2 separate regions of the Homo sapiens genome follow, and region 2 is linked to region 1. Evidence: chromatin contacts called from ENCODE Hi-C or POLR2A ChIA-PET data. All regions are on one chromosome and are shown on one strand. Each heading gives the region's core, a stretch centred on a gene start or an enhancer-like site at or near the end of the contact. The rest is flanking DNA. Distances are from core to core; before and after follow the strand shown. Region 1 overlaps PPARA (peroxisome proliferator activated receptor alpha). Region 2 overlaps PPARA (peroxisome proliferator activated receptor alpha).

Region 1 (4,548 bases), core at 1,234-3,733:
GCTAAGACTGCACCACTGCACTCCAGCCTGGTGACAGAACGAGACTCTGTCTTAAAAACAAACAAACAAAAAAAAAATCTGTTAGATAAGCTATCAAAATGCAGCTGTTGTTTTGTTTTTGGCTCACTGTTTTCGTGGTTGTAACTAATATGTGGAAAGGCCCATTTCCAGGTTTGCGTAGAAGAGCCCAGAAAACAGAGTCTCAAGACCCCCGCTCTGGACTGTCATAAGCTAGCACCCGTGGTAAGCGGGACGAGACAAGCTCCCGAAGCCCGCCAGCTTCCTGCTCCACTCAGCTCCGTCCAGTCAACCTGAACCCACCCAGTCCAGCTGTCTGTGGGAATGGTGGTGTTCTTAGGGACAGACTGACACCTTACTTGTCAGTGTTCCTCCGGGCCCCATTTGGCAGCTCCCGTATCTTTTGTTATGTTGCTTTTAAAGATATGATGTTTTATTGTTTTAACTCTTGGTGACAGTAGATGCTCTCTGGAGCGCAGACGAGGCACATGTGTCTTCATAGCCTGGGCTGGGTGGGAGCCAGTCACCCTGCGGATCGAGAGAGGGGGTAGAGTCTTCTTCAAATGGCAGTTTTACTTCAAATGGCAGATTTCACAAGAGTTGGTTATTTTTTACAATGGTTTAGGTTGTTAAGTCTCCTTTGTATGTAAGGTAGTTTTTTCAACATCTAAAATTTTTGTTTTAGCCTTCAAAACCAACTTACCAACCTCAGTCCAGCTGGGAAGGCAGCGTTGATTATGGTAGTTTGTCAAGAATATATGGACCTGGAAACACTTTCTCTCTCTGTCCACCTGGTAGATAAATTGTCCTGTTGAGAATTTTTAGATCTGGACTGGAACTGCCAGGACCACCGCCTCCAGGGAGTCGCTGGGCACCTGGAGGTATCGTCGATGCCTCTCCCCCATCTTTAGAAAATTTGGCTCTTCTGAGGTCATTATTATTTTAAGAATGATTAGGATTGATAAGGGTCCCATGACCAGCATTATGAAAATGCGAGAGTGGGAAGGACACAGTGTGAGACTTCCACTAGAAAAAAGTGAAAGTTAGGGTTAGGACATCCTTTTTTAAAAATTACAAATTTAGTCCGTTTTGGTTTTTGTAATCAGGCTAGGCACAGTGGCTCACACATGGAATCCCAGCACTTTGGGAGGCCGAGGTGGGAGGATCACTTGAGCCCAGGAGTTCGAGACCAGCCTAGGCAACATAGCAAGACCCTGTCTGTACACAAAATTTAAAAATTAGTTCATCGGGGTGGCACACATCAGTAGTCCCAGCTACTCTGCAGGCTGAGGTGGGAGGATTGCTTGAACCCAGGAGGTCGAGGCTGCAGTGAGCTGTGATCTCACCACTGCATTCCAGCCTGGGTGACAGAGTTAGATTCCACCCTCTCCCACCCCGGCAAAAAAAAAAAAAAAAGATGCAATCAAAGGGGCTGTTGGCCAGCAATGGCAGCAGCAGCGGCGGGCAGTCTGCCCAAGTGTCTTAGGAACCAAAAGCAAATAAAAGTGTTTCCATATATGCCACCAGCCAAGTGGCCATCCTAATTCAGAAAGAAGCTAGCCTTTGAGTGTCTGTCATGGTGCATCCGTTTCAGTATTATTTCCTAAAATGAGAAGCCCCTGTGTCAACAAGATCCAGGGGCTGGAGCCCAATGCCAAGCCTGTGTTGTCCCCAGCGACCCTGCAGCTGCTCGCTCTGATGTACCCTGTGCCATTCAAGGAGATGTGGTCCAGGAAAGTGAGCCTCATGGTTTTCAGAGAAGTCATTGTTCTGTTTACATTTTCATAAAACCTGTTTAAAATAGCTCCCCGTCTCAGGCTTTCAGCAGTAACAGTGAGCTGACTGGCAAGTTCGATGTTAGCTCCCGGGACACTCAGCAGCGATGGTGAGCATTTTGGTTTCCTTAAGGCCCAGCAAGACTTCCAGGGACATCTCTGGTGAAGCCAGAATGGAGACACCCGTGACCTCAGGCTGAAAGTCACTCGACATTGGTCTCTTGTGTTGATAGGGAAGGAAATCAGGCATTCCTATTTCTTTAAATAACAAAACCACTAATTGCCACTCAATGCTGGAATATTTTGGGTCACCTAATCATAGATTTCTCAGGGCATCAATACTCAAATATAGGCTGATTATGCCCCAGTTCAAATGGGAACTATTAACAGAGTGCATTTCTTGCTTGCTGGGTTTCAACAGACATCAGCCAAAAGAACAAAAGAGATGTCAGGACAGATTCCAGGAGTGTCGGAGCACATGTGTGGCACCCGCTCCCTCTGGCAGCGAATGTAGGAAGTCGCCAAATTTACCCACTCTTCAACAAGTCATTGTTTAAACACGGTTTTTCATTTTCTCAACTTTTAATAGCAAAAAGTGCCAAAGTCCTCAGAGACCTAACAGCCTTGGTCTACCGTGCTGACCAGGGTGAAGGCACGGCGAGGGACTCCTCCCAGACGTGCCTCTTGTGTGCCAGCTGGCTGTGGCTCGGGAGCAGACGCAGGCCTCTCCATTGTCCAGGGGAGCCTGGCGGCGCATCCCTCCTCTCCCACCTCCTGGCACTTCCAGCTGGGTGTCCCACATGTTGGATTCCGTCCCCACCACACTTCCAGAGACCGGAGAACTGTGCAGGGCCTAAGGCCGTTTGGATGAATTGTCAAAACAAGATGCTTCCAGTTACAGCGGCAGGAGCGGGACTGGGAGCACGGGCTGACGGCTGCTGGTGCCTTTCTTCCCACCTCGCTTGCCTGTTTCCGCTTGACCCTTCCTCCAGCTCCGATGAGAAGAGTATAAAGCATCTTCCTAACGGGTGTGTTTGCTATACGAACATAATGGACGTGAAGTGGGGCAGAAACCCAGAACTCAGCATTCAAGGATGCCCAGGAGAGCTGTCCCTGTTTTAAAGAGCTGTGTTTTGTTTTGTTTCGCATTTAGAGAGCAGACAAGGCACCCTTCTGCTGCGCTGATACGTTTCTTACACTGGGCCATTTTAGACCCCCAGGGAAACAGCCTTCCTGGAGCGTTGTCTGGAGGTTCCAGGGACAGGGCAGCCTCCCAGAGCCGAGCAAGAGCTCAAGGTACAAATGAGAGATTTGCTATACCGTGAGAAGTCAACAACTTAGCCACCACTTCCCCGCAATGGACCATGTAACAAATACCTCAGCAGGCCCTGCAAAAGGCCATGCTAGAGCTGAGGCGCACAGCCTGTGGCCTCTGTAGTTAGGGCAGGTGGGATGGAGACTCCTTGAGTGCACACACCTGAGCCTGCCCACACACAGGGGAGCAGCATCTCGTATGACGTCTGGAAGGAACTTCGGTTGTGTAAAGGGAGCCTTGAAGATACGTGCAAAAGGTGCTACCCCAATTTGGTGAAACTGACATTGGGCACGTCTTGGGCTTAGGAGAAGCGGCCGATGGTCCCGGCCTGCAGTGACAAACCCCCCTCCCCGCACCGCCCCCAGCACCCCCTCTCCTCTTCACCTCTTCCTGCTGGCCACGAGGAAGCCACTTCCTCAGAGAGACCCTACCAGATGCGGATGGAAACAGATGCACCAAAGCAAGCCCTGATGAAACCGCGACTTCCTAAGGTCTGTCTCCTCTGAACTTGCACCTGGGCCTCTCTGTGTTTGGTTCCAAGCACTTCCCACCTCAAACTCCCATTTTCAAACCACTGTATCTCTGCGCACATCTGCTACTTACCAGCCGCATACATGATGGAGGGTTTTTTGGTCCTGATCCAGTGGCCACACCTGTCTTTGAAATGTCTCACTGAACTCCAGTTTTAAAATAGATTCATTGCTTCAACACAGCAAGCCCAATGCACCCAGCTAAGACTGGCTTGACCGACAGCCTGGCCTTTGGTGGGGGGCTTCCTGGGGCCTGGGGAAAGCTGGCCACCTTCAACAGCTGGTACCTCTTCAACAGTGTGGCCTTTCAAAATGCAGATGCCACCAGGAGAACATGCCCACAGCTCACCACCTATGGATGCCATGGCTCTGGGCAGCTTTCAAAGCAGGTTCCTGTGGTCTCCTCAGCTGTTTGAGGGGGTAACAGCAAATCAGCCTCCATTTTAAAATGAAAACACCAGCCTCCAGATGTAGGGCCTGCTGGGTGTTGCTAGCCGCTGGTCCCCAGGCACGGTGCACTTTCTCCACCTCCTGCAGCCTCCCTGTTGTTTCTAGACTCTTGCACCTGGTGAGTGCAAGGATAGGTGACCCAGGGGCCTGCAGCCTTGTCCTCAGCTCCCATCTCCTGGACTGCCAGCCTCACCCTCTGCAGTTAGCATGGTTGGCCTGATGCAGGGATCCCGAGGGATTACTTTTTAGACCTTCTTTCACATTCAGAAAAGTAGTATAGATTCAGGAGAGGCAAGAAAATTATGCTGTCCATAGAAGTCACCCATGAAGACTGATGCCACCACCTGAAGGCTCATGATTGTTAAAAATGTCCACGGGAACCTCTCGTCCACAGGAGGTTTGTCTCAACACTTCCCATTTTTACGGCATTGGCATTGCCAAGCATGGGGAAGTATCTGCT
Region 2 (4,798 bases), core at 1,296-3,795, 45 kb before region 1:
TTTTTTTTTTTCCTTTTGCTGGCTTTGTTTTCCTGTCCCTGTGATGATTAAAATTCACTCTGCAAATTAGATCACCTTTCCCACGCAGAGTCCCTTTGACTTCTGTTCTAGATATCCATTACATTTTTGTAGTCTTCGGACACACTGTGTGTGCCGCTTTGCCCTCTGGGTGACAGCAGGCTGTGGCTGCGGCGACAGAGCTGAGGTGAATTCTCACAGACCATCACTGGGTTACTCCTGGAGTAAGTAATTCCCAAGAGCTCCTTCTGTGCAGATCGTTAGAAATAGATATTGAGGCCAGGCGCGGTGGCTCATGCCTGTAATCCCAGCACTTTGGGAGGCTGAGGCGGGCAGATCACGAGGTCAAGAGATCAAGACCATCCTGGCCAACATGGTGAAACCTTGTCTCTACTAAAAATACAAAAGTAGCCGGGCGTGGTGGCGCACGCCCGTAGTCCCAGCTACTCAGGAGGCTGAGGCAGGAGAATCACTTGAACCCGTGAAACGGAAGTTGCGGTGAGCCGAGATCACGCCACTGTACTCCAGCCTGGTGACAGAGTGAGACTCCATCTCAAAAAAAAGAGAAAGAAAGAAATAGACATTGAACACCTGCTACACAGCAGGGATTGTGCTAGAAGTATGGATGCAAAGATTAGGTGAATATGTTCCCTAGCCTCACAAAGCATACAGTCTAGTAGGAGAGACAGACACGTAAAAAGTTTCAACAGCACAGATAATCAGGGCTACACCAGAATTGGGCCCAAGATGCTGCAGGAATCTATAGGTGAATGGGTTTCATGAAGGAAGAGCTTCTTCTCCCATTTATAACTCATTTTAGCCTAATCTTCCAAACAGTCACGCATCTAAGAGCAGGTGATGCAGAAAATACCCTCGTGTTAGTTATGAATTACCGTTGGAATCCTTCCAGTGTTTGCACCTGCCCTGTGCTCGGGTAACATAAAACAGTGATATAATTTGATGTCTACTTCCTCTTGTATTTGTCTGTTTTTAAGTGTTCTACAATTTTCATATACTCTGTTTCATCGTTCTCAAAGGAATATTTTGATTGATAAATGTTTAGTTAGTAAGACCTAAAAACTGAATCTCAGTAGTTTGAGCTTATGATATACAAGATGCAGCTCTAACATTTAAATTGGAAGGGAAATGTCAAAAAGATACCTGCACTCTTGTTTGTTGCAACACTGTTTACAATAGCTAAGATTTGGAAGCAACCTAAGTGTCCATCACCAGACAAATAGATAAAGGAAATGTGATATATATACACAATGGAGTACTATTCAGCCATAAAAAAGAATGAGATCCTGTCATTTACAACAACATGGGTGGAACTGGAGATCATTATGTTAAGTGAAATAATCCAGGCACAGAAAGACAAACTTCACATGTTCTCACTTATTTGTGGGCTCTAAAAATCAAATCACTTGAACTCAGAGAGATTAGAAGGATGGTTACCAGAGGCTGGGAAGGGTGGTGAGGGGTTGGGGGCAGTGAAGATGGTTAACAGGTACAAAAAACTAGAAAGAATGAATAAGACCCACTAGGTTTTTTGTTGTTTTGTTGTTGTTGTTGTTTTGAGACAGAGTCTCACTCTGTCACCCAGGCTGGAGTGCAGTGGCATGATCTCGGCTCACTGCAACCTCCACCTCCTGGGTTCAAGCGATCCTCCTGCCTCAGCCTCCCAAATAGCTGGGATTATGGGCACGCGCCACCACACCTGGCTAATGTTTGTATTTTTAGTAGGGACCGGGTTTCACCAGGTTGAACAGGCTGGTCTCAAACTCCTGACCTCAAGTGATCCACTCGCCTTGGCCTCCCAAATGCTCAGATTACAGGCGTGAGCCACCGCACCTGGCCACTGTTTGATAGCATAATAGGGCGACTATAGTCAATAATAACTTAATGGTATATTTTTAAATAACTTAAAGAGTATAATTGGATTGTTGTAACTGAAAGGATCAATGCTTGAGGGCACAGCTACCCCATTCCCCATGACGTGTTTAGTTCACATTACATGCCTATGTCAAAGCATCTCATGTACCCCATAAATATATACACTGAGTATATACCACAAATATTTTAAATAATTTTTAAAATAAAAAAATAAATTGTAAGGGAAAGAAAATTATGAATTTAGAAATGTAAAAGGTCTCAGGTAAGGAAGGAATGAGAGGATCATGCAGAACCTCCCATCATTGCTGGGACTGGAACAGAAGCCCTACCTTTTCCCAACACCCTATCCACCTGTCCCTCACCTCTCAGCTTTTGTGAGACTCTGTCTGTGCTATGAAACTGAAGATCTAATTCAGTGCTGTTTGCATTGTCTTGCCTCCTGGACCAGAGGTTGCAGTTGTTGAGAAAAGGGATGGTTGGTTATGCCTTGATCCCCCCCAGAGCATTTGGGGCATAGGACACGGGAACTGGCCAGCCTGGTTCACTCTTCTCGATTAGCTGGACAGCGGCATGTCATGTGGGTAATAGGAAGGGGTGGGGACTTCCCCGGGATATTCTGCTCCTGATCAGAAGCGCCAGTGATGTGGGGGGAGCCCCAGCACCAGAGCATGCTGGGAGGGCGTGCAGGGTGGGGCAGGTGCCCGTTTGGCCTCTGCTGTCTATCTGGGGGATGCATCCAAAGGCAACTGTTCCTTATCTGCTCTTGTTGGGAGCAAGGAAGGGCCAATTTGTTCAATGATCCGTATACAGCCAGTCCCTCTGGCCAGAGTTCAAGACAGTATTGCCTCACTCTATATAGAGATTGTATCTTGGTTAGCTCTTCATTCATAGCAAGACCAATGTTTCTGTAAATTAATCCTGGTATTGTTTAAAAGCAACTAAAAATGATGAAATTGTAAAACTTTGAAACTCCCTGAATATAACGACAAGCAAACTAACATTGTTTTATTGGTCGATGCTCCTGGCCAGAAGAGAGAATATTAGCAGGGATAAAAGGCATAGGCCACATGCATTTTCCACCCCAGTGCTGAGAACACGATGGGCGAAAAAGGGAGGTGGCCACAGCCCATCCATCACACAGTCTCTGCCCATCTACTTGCTTTTTCCTTTTTTTTTTTTTTTTTTTTTGTGACAGAGTCTCGCTTTGTCACCCAGACTGGAGGGCAGTGGTGCAATCTCAGCTCATTGCAACTTCTACCTCCCAGGTTCAAGCGATTCTCCTGCCTCAGCCTCCCGAGTAGCTGGGATTACAGGCACCTGCCACCAAGCCCAGCTAATTTGTTTGTATTTTTAGTAGAGACGGGGTTTCACCATGTTGGCCAGGCTGGTTTTGAACTCCTGACCTTAAGTGATCAGCCCACCTCAGCCTCCCAAAGTGCTGGGATTACAGGTGCGAGCCACCACGCCTGGCCCCAGCTACCTGTTTTCTTTCTTTTTTTTTTTTTTTTTTCTTTTTTTGAGACAAAGTCTTGCTCTTGTCCCCCAGGCTGGAGTGCAATTGCATGATCTCAGCTCACTGCAACCTCCACCTCCTGGGTTCAAGCGATTCTCTTGCCTCAGTCTCCTGAGTAGCTGGGATTACAGGCGCCTACCACCACGCCCGGCTAATTTTTGTATTTTTAGTAGAGACGGGGTTTCACCCTGTTGGCCAGGCTGGTTTCGAACTCCTGACCTTAAGTGATCTGCCCGCCTCAGCCTCCCAAAGTGCTGGGATTACAGGTGTGAGCCACCATGCCCGGCCCCAGCTACTTGCTTTCTATTGGGATGAACCTCATGGTTAATACAGTTAGTTAGTGACTGCAACTTTTGAACTTTTTGTTCATAGTGAAAAATATTTTAAGTAATGCTTACCCCATTATGTTTCTTGTCATTTGAAAAAAAATCTCCCTTCAGACAGAATGCAGAATAAAATACTACAGAAAATCTGTACAGAGTCCCAGCCTGACTTATGCTAGTAGGTTACAGAGAAAGAAAGTCTTCTAAACCCTATGAAAGGTTAACAGTTCTCTTATTTTTCCCTGTGTGCTATTTGATGATTTCCCTGTGAACTTTGATGATTTATTGCCAGAATTCCAAACATAATATGTGAATTTCACAAAAATGGATGAAATGTATCTATTTTTCATTGGTAGAAGAAGCCAAAACATCCCTTCCTCACCGCACTAAAAGCTGTTGTTTACATGAAGCAAACCTCAAATGTGAACATATTTTTACGCAAATGCATTTAATGGGTGAATATTTGCTTTGGGACGGTATTCTTTACTCTATCTGGAGAGTCTGGCGTTCCGTAATCACCATGTGATGACGGCTGCCCTGACAGTGGCTGGTAGCAGCACATACCCCCGAGCCTCTCCGTGGTGTGCGCCGTGGGCACCATGTGACCATTTTCAGAAAGGAAGACAGTTCTGGAAGCTAAAGGTCACCTAGTCAGCCTCGTTGGGTGATTGATGACTCAGCTGGGTTCAGGGAGGTGGACCCGAGGCAGAGCCTCTAGAAGGCAGCGGTGGGCAGGGCGGTTCAGGCAGGTGGCACCTGGGCAAAGGTGCAGACGTGGAATCCTGAAAGCAATTCTCAGCGCTGCTGCGTTTCCAGGAGGTAGAAGAACAGTGACAAGTGCACAGTCGGGTAGGGACAAATGTGGAAGGGCTGGGAACAGTGTGTTCAGGAGACTGGGCTTCAATCTGGAGGTCTCAGGAAGTGGTTTAGGATGTTTCAGCGAGAGCATGATACAGACTAACCCAGGAAGAACCGCTGCTTTGTCACTTATACCCCTATGGAAATGCCGTTCGCTTTGCTAGTTGAAATAGCCTACCATTGTCTGGGACTC

The links. Hi-C counts contacts between places; a loop is a spot of excess contacts on that map. ChIA-PET counts read pairs that join two places held with the same protein, here RNA polymerase II (POLR2A). Pooled maps may share reads with other maps.
Region 2: a loop to region 1 is called in a map of endothelial cell of hepatic sinusoid, with 3 times the contacts of the local background. The contact joins two enhancer-like sites. A Hi-C loop is called at or near these places in 4 of 168 maps with a recorded cell type or tissue (Right ventricle myocardium inferior, endothelial cell of hepatic sinusoid, heart left ventricle and 1 more) and 5 of 50 pooled maps. POLR2A ChIA-PET finds 5 or more read pairs at or near these places in 8 of 52 experiments (A673, AG04449, HepG2 and 4 more).

The regions. Positions count from the first base shown.
Region 1 is chr22:46,236,193-46,240,740 of GRCh38, forward strand. It overlaps PPARA (peroxisome proliferator activated receptor alpha), which reads left to right. Exons shown (of 9, transcript NM_005036.6): 9 at 1-4,548. Among named protein-coding and RNA genes, the nearest start is that of CDPF1, 12 kb to the right of the region's middle. Within about 2 kb of position 2,484, at least 5 of the 41 ENCODE cell types and tissues checked have a DNase peak (open chromatin) inside an H3K27ac peak, as active enhancers do.
Region 2 is chr22:46,191,491-46,196,288 of GRCh38, forward strand. The region is part of intron 3 of PPARA (peroxisome proliferator activated receptor alpha); the gene reads left to right. Among named protein-coding and RNA genes, the nearest start is that of PPARA, 43 kb to the left of the region's middle. RefSeq lists an enhancer at 4,396-4,798. Within about 2 kb of position 2,546, at least 3 of the 41 ENCODE cell types and tissues checked have a DNase peak (open chromatin) inside an H3K27ac peak, as active enhancers do.